Linked DNA regions of Homo sapiens: all the other regions are linked to region 3. A link is a contact called in ENCODE Hi-C or POLR2A ChIA-PET data. All regions are on one chromosome and are shown on one strand. Each heading gives the region's core, a stretch centred on a gene start or an enhancer-like site at or near the end of the contact. The rest is flanking DNA. Distances are from core to core; before and after follow the strand shown.

Region 1 (3,578 bases), core at 830-3,329, 390 kb before region 3:
CAGATCTATTCTGGCTTTTTCAATGGAATATATTTGTCTTCATTCTCAGACTTGGTGTCTTGGGACAAGATAATTTAAGGAAGACTGCGATTAACATAGGCCAGCTCTCCCTTGTAATATATGAGTGGGCTCAATACAATGTATTCTAATGCTGCATTACAATACAGTGATTTTTATGCCCCACCTTCCATACATTTAAGAGTTGTGAGTGACTTTACATGTTTTGAGCTACTCTCAATTGAGAAGATTATCACCATGTCAATAAGTGACATAATGTGTGTTCAGTATTTTCCCAGTTCTGGCTTAGGCTCATTAGACCACCACTGCCAAAGAACACAGGGCACAATTTGCTTGATTTCTGCTTTTTTAGAAAAAAAGGCCCTCCATTTCTAACTGTTCTAATTACATTTCAGTGCAATTAGGAAACTCATCCCTAGAAAGCAAAGTTGCTTTCTGTGACTGGTGAGCAGAGGCAGAAAATGAAAGGCCGGCTCTTCCTTGGCACTGCTGCCCATCACTAAGAGGCGGGAATGACTGGTGAACTTGGCTGATTCAGGAAAATGCCATCTGGTATAGATTTCCTTTCAATTCATTGGGAGGAATTCAGGATCATGGGCAATAATTGAAAGCTGTTGTCTTGGGGTGATATTTTATTTAGCTCCTTTCTTTCTACTTAGTTTCTGGAAACCAGGCTATCTGCCCTAACACACATCTACTTATTCTACCTGTATTCACACTGCTGACAAATCCCTCTTAAGCTAAGAGTGCACACCCATAAATAATGTGCAGTTTGCATTTATTCTTCTCCAAAGTGCTGTAAACATCAAGGCCTACTTATCGGAGGTGTATGCATGGTAACAGAGGGTCATTGAGAACTAGGGCCAAATGAATTGAAGTAAGCAGAATGAATGGCGTTGTTGGTCATAACTGAACGCTGTGTCTGAATTGAGTCCACTCAAAGTAGATCACATATGACTTTAATCCACTGCTCTGCCCAGCTTTCTCAGAAGATAAATCTGTCTCCAGCTGTTATTTACATATTATCATTTTACTGTATGTCACTGTCATAGTTTCAGACTTGAGTAAATCCACATTTAAATAGCGATTTGTCTCCTTTTGATAGTAAATATTCTCGTAAGTGGTGGTTAGGATTAAAGGGAATTTGTCGACAGTAGGTAAATGAAATTATACACTCAGCCAAGAGAGCCTTCATTGGGAAGCCCAGTCCAGCAGGTGCCAGTTGTCCCACAAAATTCCCCCTTTGAAGGTAGAGTGATAATTCCCTGAAAGGAGAAAAAGAAAAGGAGGGGTGGAGGAAATGCATATACAAATGTTCTCAGCTCTCCAGACTCCCTGGGAGGGGGCAAAGCCTGCCCCAAACAGCCCTGGAGACACCACCACTTAAAGGTTAGCAAAGAGTTCTTTTGAGGTGACATTTAAACCTTTAATAGCTCCCAGCCAGCTTGAGGAGGAATAATTTTCTCTCCCTGAAAGCTGGGAGCCAGCACTGCTCAGTTACCTGTCTACAGAGGATGTCAGGGTGTGGAGGAAACCCAAGTGGGGCAATTTGGGAGGAGGGGGCAGAGCCCGCCGGTGTCTGTGGGCCTTGCCCTCCGCCCTAATTGCACCAAAGGCTGAAAAAAGCTTCAGGTTGCACGTTAGGCCCTTGCTGAGATTAGCAATTATAATATCAGTTTCCCCCAAACAGGGCTGACAGAATGGCTGGGGGAGCAGAGGTGACTTAAAGTTTAGTAAGTCTCGGGGAAAGTTTATTGTCTCCTGCTGTTTTCTGGCCCACAAATTTGGCCTTTCTACTACCCAGCACTGGCCACAAACAGTAGGAATCCTTTTCAATCACTATTAGCAACACTTCATTTCAGTCATATTTGACCCTTGGCAAACTACAACTCAGGGAAGAACATTCTTTCCAGAAAGGAACCAGACATCATTCAGCTAGAGACGATTTACTGTGGGACATGGAGCTTATTTGCTTTTGTTGAGCCCCTGGAGCTACTCAGCCTGTTAAAATGGATTGTCCTTTTGCACAGCCATGCCGGTGGGAGGGTCATTCCTGAGAGGCAGAGAGGGGGTGGAGGCCAGCCCTGGTCTTTATCAACTTGTCATCTGGTCCCATTGCCCTGAGCCAGGATCTTTGGAGTGCACTGCCTGCCCAAGTAACCTATTTTGCAGCTTGTCTTGAAAGCAAGGCATATGTTAGGTAGTCAAGAACATCCCTTTTCTCCTCCATGTCAGGGCCATAGTGGTGTCTCCTCCAGTTTTTGCTTATATTTAATTTGCTTGGATATGAAGAAAGAAAATAAAAGCTAACCAAAACACTGAAATCTTGAAAATGACTTCAATCAACAGAAAGGCACATTTCCCCAGCTTTTCCTTATATACTACATGAGACAGCATTTGGATTTTTAGTCTATTTTTTTTCCTCTCCCATCCATTGTCTACCATGGGAATTTCTAAGCAGTGCTAAGAGGACCCTGACTCAACAGTCTCCTCTCCCACCTGGGTATCTTTCATTGTTATTAAAGAAAGTGGGTAAAGGGGAGTTACTGTTTAACGGTACAGAGTTTCTGTTGGGGATGATGAAAAAGTGTTGGGTGTTGATAACGGTGATGATTCTAGAGCATTGTGATTGTACTTAATGCCACTGAATTGTATACCTATGAATGGCTAAAAGGATAAATATTATGTACATTCACAATATTAATCTAATGTTAATATTAATAATTAATATTAACTCAGCCCCTATATGGCTGAAATGTCTGACTGGTGCTTTCTTTCCTAGCATCTTCTCCTAGGAAGCAGATGGTCTTCACAGTGACCTGTATAGTAAGGAAGGTTAAGGCAGCCACAAAGAACCAACCTGGGCTTGCTTCAGATGGAACTAGAAACAGAGATGGGACAGCCAGAATTAGAATGCACGTCACTGGGCAGAAACATGGACAACCCACTAAAACATGACCTTCATGGGCGTGGAACACTCAGATGGCTTACAGGCTGCAAATTAGGAACAAGATGGGCCTAAGTAAAAATGATGGGAACTGTCTTCTCACAATAACCCACAGACATTTAAAGAGGTGAGAGATATGGATTTCCAGAAAACCACACATATTTGGGGGAAAATAGGGGTCATTCTCCAGAGGCTTTGATCCATTAGTTGGCATTTCACAAAAGGCGGCCAGACCGTGTTGATTCGACAACAGAGGTGTAAGCTGGGACAAATTAATTTACACTGCTTCATGTGGGAAAGGCAACAAGGCCTGATATGTCCATTACTAGTCTTAAGAAAAAGTATTTGTGCAATGTTAACACAGTTTATACAGTTTATGAAATCAACAAATGATTTGATCTTTTGCAAGCACCAACACCCCTTGAATAAGCTTTTCTGAATTGCCCTGGTCAATCCTTGTGACTTGTGTTTTAAGTACTCTTTTTAAGTTCAGAACAGTGTAAAATTTAAAATCCAAGCCGTATTTTTCTTTCCTTTATAAGAATTTAAGCATTGGGCTGATTTTAGGCCTGAAGCTTTCATTGATGCTAGAGTCAATCATGAATGACTAACC
Region 2 (3,509 bases), core at 176-2,675, 270 kb after region 3:
CCTGATTATCCTATGCAAAGTGGCATGCTTTGTCACTCTCTATCCACTTACCCTGCTTAATTTTTCTTCATAGAAGTCATTTTTACTCCATAATGATATACACATATAGCCTTAACATATATATATATGTTTCTTCTTTCATTATTCACTTCTCCCACTGAAATGTAAGCTCCATGAAAGCAGCGACTTTTTCTGGTTTTTAAATATTCTGTGTAGCACAGTATTTCTAGAATGAGTAAACAGATGAATAAAGGAATAAAATACGTGTTAAACTGAAATTTTTACTATATATTTTCCTAAATTATTAGCACAAAGTTTTCCTTGAATAAAATTCTGATATTTTCCCCCAAGTGATTATAACACAAACACATTCATCTTTGAAAACTCATGCCTCAGTTTGCAACAAGCCTTTACAGACAAAGGCTGACCAACAGGAGCTGCTGGTGGTAGCTGTGCTGGAGCGGTGGTAGTGCTTAAGCAAGGTGTGGTATGTAACCTAAAACATGGGACATTCATGGCTACTGAGATCACTCATCCGTTTATTCTGCAAACACTACCTGAGTACTCTGTATGTGCTGAGGCCTCCACTAAGGACTGGGGAGACACAGATGATCAATACTCCCTACATATTCACTGTCCCCATGGGGCTTACAGTCTGGTTGTTTCCTTCAGAATCTTGGGTACAAAGTGGAATGAAATTTCTGGGTTTCTGTACCCACAGCCACACACATACTTGTGTCAGTCAAAGGGCCAAGGCTGAAGCTACTTTTGCTTTTTGCATTTGGAGAAAATAAAATCCCACTTTACCTCTCCCTCCCCCACTGCCCACCAAAGCATGCTAATAGCACACATCCACGTAACTTCTCTCATGGCCACACTTGATGCATGCCCCCATTCATTAAAAACAAATTCCACCCGTACCCTTGCCAGTGAGGGACAGCCAAGGACATTGCGAGGTGGAGGGTCACACTGAAACTGCCGTGGAAGGACCCTAAACCCCTATCAGACATCCTGACTCCCAGGCCGGCGCACACACACACCATGCCCATGACCCGTCTCCAGCTCAGGACTGGCCAGAGCTCTGTGGAAACCTGAGCTAAGTGAGGACAGCCCCCCTCCAGGTGATCCACTTCTTTTCCCCTTTTTGTTTTTTTTCCATGGTTTCTGACACTTCTTGGCCCCACCGTCATTTTCCATTTAGTTGCGGGCAGTCTTCTTATCTTCAAAATGTTTTTCTTCACTTGCAGAGGGAAGCCTACTTCTGAATCAAGTCGTTGGTTTTCTGTGTGTGCAGGGAACCTCTGCCAGGAGCCCAGCTGCTTTCGGACCCTTGCCACCCAGCCTCAGCTTGCATTTCCGAGTTTTCACTACGGGAATAGATTCCTTGGAAGGAGGCTTGCTTCTTTTGGGCCGTGAGGCCTTTTTTTTTTTTTCTGCGAGGGAAGACAGAGTGAGAAAGCCCAGGGGATGGCTGGCTCGGAGGTTCCATGAAAAAGGTTCTTTAGGGCTGGCTTGAACGGTGTTTTTGTGTGACAGAAGAATCCCTCAGTCTTTCGGGTTTTGGCCAAGGCCCCCTGCTTTTTCGTGAGATGTTGATGAATTTGTGCCTGGTTCCTCTCTTACGATTACCTCTGTGTTTACACGGTACCGACTCGGAGTCGCTGCTGTATCTTGAATGCTCATTCAAGGAGAGTAACTCAAGGGCTGACAGCTGGTGAGGTCATTCTGCAGTCTAGCCAGGGCCCGTGTGCCATTACAATGAAGTAATAATGTATTTATAACACACCTAACCACTGATGGCTTCTATTGCTGTGGCATTCCCTCTGCGTTTGCACAGATGTTTTTTGAGAACTCAAGAATTGGCCTCCAGAAACAACCTCCTAGCAAACAAACTCTGCTTGTTGACTCTGGCGGGTGCTTATAACGAGAGTTGTTAGCACTCGGGATTTATGTTTCAAATATCATTTTAATTTCTCAGGCAGCATTTTTACCACAAGATGTTAATTCACTGGTGCACTTGAATCCCATAGCTTCTCTCTCTCCCACTTTCTCTCTCTCTCACTCGAGTGTGCACTCTCTCTCTCTTAATGAAAATATGGACTTGGTTTCTAAGGAAATATTCTCAGTGCCTGATTCATCGAAACACAGTGCATTCATTTTCCATGGAATTTACTCTGAAATGTCATACTCTTTTTATTTGATAAATTATGTACTTTTGTGATTCATTAAGCCCCTCTTCTTATTCCCGAGTAGCACCCTCTTCGTCATGCACAAGGTCTATGCAATTAGTCCCCACAGGGGCAGTTGGTCTTTCTGAGAGGCACAAGCTGCTTTTAACATTTGCCAGAAAACATGGGAAAGCATTTAAAGATGACGGCACACACACTAGGTTGACATCTAGAGGGGATTCCTATGAGAACTGTTATGTCAATTTTGTAAACCTTAATGTTTCCTGATAGAGGTGAGTTAGAGATAACATTCCAGCTGATTCCATGATTAGCATTCCAGATATTTAAAAAAAAATAAAAATAGTTGGGGACTTCTGTTCAGAATATCTCCTATTTTTCCTTTCTTCTCTTTCCTCTCCTGCAATCTTGATGCATTTTATCTTTGCTTCTTAGTCATCTGGCTGAATCCTCTCAGAAGACATTGCATTAAGTTAAGGCATTCCCATTGGCTCACACACCCCCTCCCAAACCCCAGTGCAAGAGTACACATTTCTAAATTCACAAACATCCTTCCTGTTTTTTCACCGGCCCTGAAACAGGTGATATCAACTCTGGGACTTAAGACAGGACAGTAAAAGCCTTTCGTCTCTCGCTCATCCCCTAAGTCCTCCATAATCCACTAGAACTGGCTTTTAAAAAATGGATACATAATATTTTACATATTTATGGGGTACATGTGATATTTTGTTACACGCATAGAATGTGTAATGTTAAGTCAGAGCATCTGGGGTATCCACTGCCTTGTGTCATTTTGTCATTTCTATGTGATGGGAACATTTCAGATTCTCTCTTTTAGCTACTTTGAAATACACGACACATTTTGCTAACTATAGTCATCTGAGTCTGCTATGGAACATTTTGACATACGGTTTCTCCATTGATGCCTCCCAATGGAGTTGTCCTCCATTGACAACTCTGAAGCTTTTGCTTCATCATCCCTAGACCCTGTAGACTACACCCTTCACAAACCTTCTCCCCCTTTAGTTTCTGTCACCCTCCCCATGCTGGCTCCCCTCCCATTTCTCTCATCACTCTGCTCTTTTGTTCCCTGGTAAATCTTGGGGGCTGCCTTCTGCCTGCACAGCACTATGCTGTGTCATCTTTTCCAACATCCCCTGCCCATGGTTGCCACAGCATTTTTGGTTCCAGCTCTGACCTTCACTTCCAGATGCTGAACCTGCTCACATCTGGGTGCCTGGGAAGGGATGGATTTCATATCCACGCTGGACATGTCCTTTCTTCTCCTGGGGTAAGTTCTGGCTGAGCTAATGTTCCCGCCAT
Region 3 (3,873 bases), core at 1,213-3,712:
GGACCTGCACCCAGGAGGTGCCTCTCCACAACCTCCTTCGCAGACCCCTGGTCGCCCCATCTCCAGAGACAAAGTCAACAGTCCCTTAGACTAGACTCAGATGGGGGTGAGGGCAGGAGGGTAAGGCAGGCGCCCGTGCAGCCCCCCCACCCCCGCCACCCCCCGCGACCAGAGCTGTGGTCTCTGGGCAAAGACCTGCCCGCCCACGCACTGGGGCCTAGGCCGGGACCCAGCGCATCGAGGGACTCAGGGGTAGCACGTCCTGGCTGGAGCTCTGCGCAGTTGCCCGCTGGATTTCCTCTCGGGGCACGGAGCCGGGCCCAACCCCAGGACTGGAGCCTATACCCTTCCGCTCCTCCCGCAGACTTGGGGGACACTGCACACAGCAACTAACCCCGATCGCAAAGTCGAGCGCGAAGTCTGCACGCCGCGTGGGAGACGCGAGAGGGAGGGGGAGGGCAGGGCTTGCGTTTTTCCTTTTCAGAATCCTTCGACTTCACTACGAAGTTTGCTGGTAGGCGCCTCTGCTCCGGGGTCGGAGCCTCCCACCAAGGCTCCTTCCCCTCCCCTTCTCCCCGCCCCCGCGAGCCGAAGCAGCCGCAGCCTCCACCAGGACCCGGCCGCCCGCTCGATCCCCCTGACCCGGACCCTGCGCCCAGGTTGCAGCGCCGCCCTCCCGGCCTTGCCCCCGGGCTCGGCTGGGGGCTCTTTTCCCCGGGGCGAAACTCGCCCGCCTGGCTCACTTCAAGGAGACACCCGCTGCCTCCCGAGGAACTCCTAATACCATCCATACAGCTTTAATGCGTTTATAATTCGATAAGTGATTTCAATTTGAAATTGTTAGTAACTAATTTTATGGGTAATTTTTCCACATCAAATATTTAAGCATCAGATTAAGGGAGCCAGTTCCGACACTGGATAATAAGGGGGTTTCCCCCACTCCCGCGCCTCCGCCTCCCTCCGTTTCCTACCGAGTCGTTTTTCGAAATCCCCAAAAGATGGCAGTCGAAGCCGACTTTCCTCTTTTCCTGTGGCTCTGCGAAGGGAGGGGGAGAGAGGAGGATGGGGGAGTGCGAGAGTGGGGGGCGGAGAGAGAGAGAGAGACAGAGAGAGAGAAGGAGGAGGAGGAGAAGGAGAAGAAAAAAAGGGGGGAGAGAAAAGCTAGACGGTGCATGGACTTTTCAGACGAATTCTTTCACACGTTTCTAATACAAGCGAAAAGCAGTGGTGAATTTCCTGGAAAAGTCCTGGCAGAAATGAAAGCCAAAAAACGTGCCTTGTGGCCTCAGGGTACGGGATGTGAGAAACTCAGCACATTCAAGCTAAATCTTCATTTTAGAACAGGAGAGGGAGAGGGAGACCCAGAGAGGAACCGACTCGACTGACTTTAGGGTCTTTCTTTGTATTTTAACATTGTATATAAATACTACACAACTAGGCAACGTGTTTCCTCGAGGACTGGACTCTGCGAATTACATAATGAGGGGAAAGAGGTAGGGGTGGGGAAGGGGAAGGGGTGGGGGCAGACTGCAGCGGGCGGAGGGGAGACTGGGGCGAGCAGCGGATGAATTGCAGACCAGTTGCCAAAACTTTTTTTTTTTCCCTGCTGCTGCTGCTGCGGCTGCCTTTGCTGCTGCCTTTGCTTTGAATGTGGGTAACTAGGAAACAGCAAGCCGTCTGAGAAGACGGAATTTCCAACGTGTAAAATGTTCTTAACGGAACCATTGAGCGAGTGCAATAAGGCGTGAGGGGGAACTAATCTTCCCATTTAAATGTTTGTGGCAATTTTATCTAAATGAATTTTAATGCTAAACGAGGGTAATTCCCCATTTGTAGCGCGTTTACTTCTCTTTCCTGTGCTTCTAAAGCAGTCGAACATCATGCAATGAACAATAACAATAAAAATACTGTCAAGGCATATTATTCATTTTGAATGTGTTATAATTACAGCTGATTAAATATGATAGGGTAAAATATTTTTAATTTTTTGAAAAAAAAATTTAAATCATATTAAAAAGTAGTCTCATTCAGCCAGAGCCAGCCCCCTTTCCACCCCCCCCCCACCCCCCCACCCCCCCACCACCAAATAAAAATAAAAACCAGGTACAATTTTGTGCCCTTGTTTAGAGGAGGGCGTTTTGTTTTTGCCTTTTAGGAAACATCAAAAACACTCTCAGCACCTCTATTATTTGCCTCTTTCGGATAAGTGTCCTCAATAACCTTCGAGCTGGCTCTGAAATTTACAAGAGGAAAAGCTAAAATAGCATTAAGAGGGGAGGGCATCGAGGCAGGGGAAGAAAGGAACTGCGAAGAGCGAGGCTCTCACCTAAATGGCTCACAGAGGGGGAACTCACGGAAATAGCAGTTTATTTTTTCTAATTCCTGGACACTGCTGATCTCGATTCTTCAGAGTCACCATATTCCCTAACTACTCTTCACTTGTAAACCTCCCTCCCCTAGCGCCTCTCTCTTTCTCTCTGTCTCTCCCTCTCGCCTCTCTCCCTCTCCCCACCACACCTCCTCCCCTTTCTTTCCCTCCCCCACCCATCCTGAGCCTCCTCAGGAATAAAGGCTGAAAATAACCAACTCACCCGGGCATGTACTGGAGAGGAGGAGCAAATAGACAGTTTATAAAGTTTATTATTAATTGTTAAAGTAAATAAATGGTTGTTAACTGCTAGCAACCACCTATCAAAAGAGAATGATTTCACTCACATCGACTATTTAGGTAGAGGAAGAATTGCCACTAGGTCAACAAGGGAGATTTAAACAATCCCATCTATGGGCTGGGGAGGGGTAGAAGCGCTGCCAGAGATGGCTGCAGTAGGCTGAGCCTTGCTCTCTGCGCATCCACGTGTTTAGAAACAAGGCCCCATCAGCAAAAGGTGAGAATGCATTGCTACTCCAGCAGGTGAGTCAGTCAATCACACATCACCTAGTAAAGCCAACCCACAGCTGGTTTCTCTTTTCGAATAGAAAATAGAATTGCTAAGGGCCGGTTTATAGGGTGACTTGGGCCTGAATGTCAGACTTGAGTTTAAGGCTCTCTCTCCTCCGACCCATCCTTTGTTTACAAAGCAATCACTACTGAAAGGCTTATTTTTTAAAACGAATTTGCCTTAATTAAAATATTTGTATATTTTCCTTAGCTTTGGGAAGCACTTTTTATAGCAGCAATTTTATTTAAATAAAATTATAAGCTATTCCAGCTTAAACATATTATTTTCTACCATTTAGCCGGCTGCCATGCAGAAATCTTGTACAGCTGTTCTGGAAAATTGGTTAATAACCAGTTTTATCCAATGAGAACATAGAGCATATTTATAAAAATTAGATTTTGAAGTCTGGTCTCTTCAATTCATGTAGTTAATTTCCTAATAAACATATACTGCTCATCCTAGGTAACATCCTTTAGTAAAAGACTTAACTTTGTACTTAGGTTTGCCTTTATGTGCAAGAATAATTTCACTGATATTAGATGAGTAATTCTGTTGGATGTAATTCTGAGTCTAGAGTTAGTTTAGTGCCTTTAGGCCTCAAATTTGCTGATATTAGGAGTTCATTAAGTCAGCTTAAAGAAATCAGTGGTTATTATTAAACAACTTACTTTGCGGTTAAAATTGTCAAATACATATATGGCTTAGGGAGCCAAAATTAATTTTTATATTTACTGTATTAATCTTTAAAAATCTGGGGGGCAGTAAACAAATTTTTCAAGCAGTGGAGTCAGCATGACAAAAATAATCTTGTTTTTATTTTAGATTCAGATTTCATTACTGCACTCAAACGACTACAACTGGGCTTGGCGTTATTATACAATCCAAACTGTTTCCATCAGAAACGCTAAGACTCAGTGTGCAATGATTGTTATTA

What was found. A loop is a pair of places that touch in the nucleus more often than their neighbours do. ChIA-PET counts read pairs that join two places held with the same protein, here RNA polymerase II (POLR2A). Pooled maps may share reads with other maps.
Region 1: a loop to region 3 is called in a map of sigmoid colon, with 4 times the contacts of the local background. The contact joins the enhancer-like site here to the promoter of LINC01798 in region 3. A Hi-C loop is called at or near these places in 1 of 168 maps with a recorded cell type or tissue (sigmoid colon) and 1 of 50 pooled maps. POLR2A ChIA-PET finds 5 or more read pairs at or near these places in 3 of 52 experiments (HCT116, MCF 10A and naive thymus-derived CD4-positive, alpha-beta T cell).
Region 2: a map of ascending aorta shows a loop between it and region 3 (2.2-fold over the local background). The contact joins the enhancer-like site here to the promoter of LINC01798 in region 3. A Hi-C loop is called at or near these places in 4 of 168 maps with a recorded cell type or tissue (A673, aorta, ascending aorta and 1 more) and 11 of 50 pooled maps. POLR2A ChIA-PET finds 5 or more read pairs at or near these places in 1 of 52 experiments (WTC11).

The regions. Positions count from the first base shown.
Region 1 is chr2:66,961,297-66,964,874 of GRCh38, reverse strand. All of the region lies in intron 4 of LINC01799 (long intergenic non-protein coding RNA 1799), which reads right to left. Among named protein-coding and RNA genes, the nearest start is that of LINC01628, 41 kb to the right of the region's middle. Within about 2 kb of position 2,079, at least 2 of the 41 ENCODE cell types and tissues checked have a DNase peak (open chromatin) inside an H3K27ac peak, as active enhancers do.
Region 2 is chr2:66,299,472-66,302,980 of GRCh38, reverse strand. No RefSeq gene overlaps it. Among named protein-coding and RNA genes, the nearest start is that of MIR4778, 57 kb to the left of the region's middle. Within about 2 kb of position 1,425, at least 10 of the 41 ENCODE cell types and tissues checked have a DNase peak (open chromatin) inside an H3K27ac peak, as active enhancers do; they include ascending aorta, where a contact is called at or near this core.
Region 3 is chr2:66,572,619-66,576,491 of GRCh38, reverse strand. It overlaps LINC01798 (long intergenic non-protein coding RNA 1798), which reads right to left and starts at 2,462. Exons shown (of 6, transcript NR_110156.1): 1 at 2,327-2,462. It overlaps MEIS1 (Meis homeobox 1), which reads right to left. Exons shown (of 13, transcript NM_002398.3): 13 at 2,623-3,873. RefSeq lists enhancers at 773-1,228, 3,623-3,873.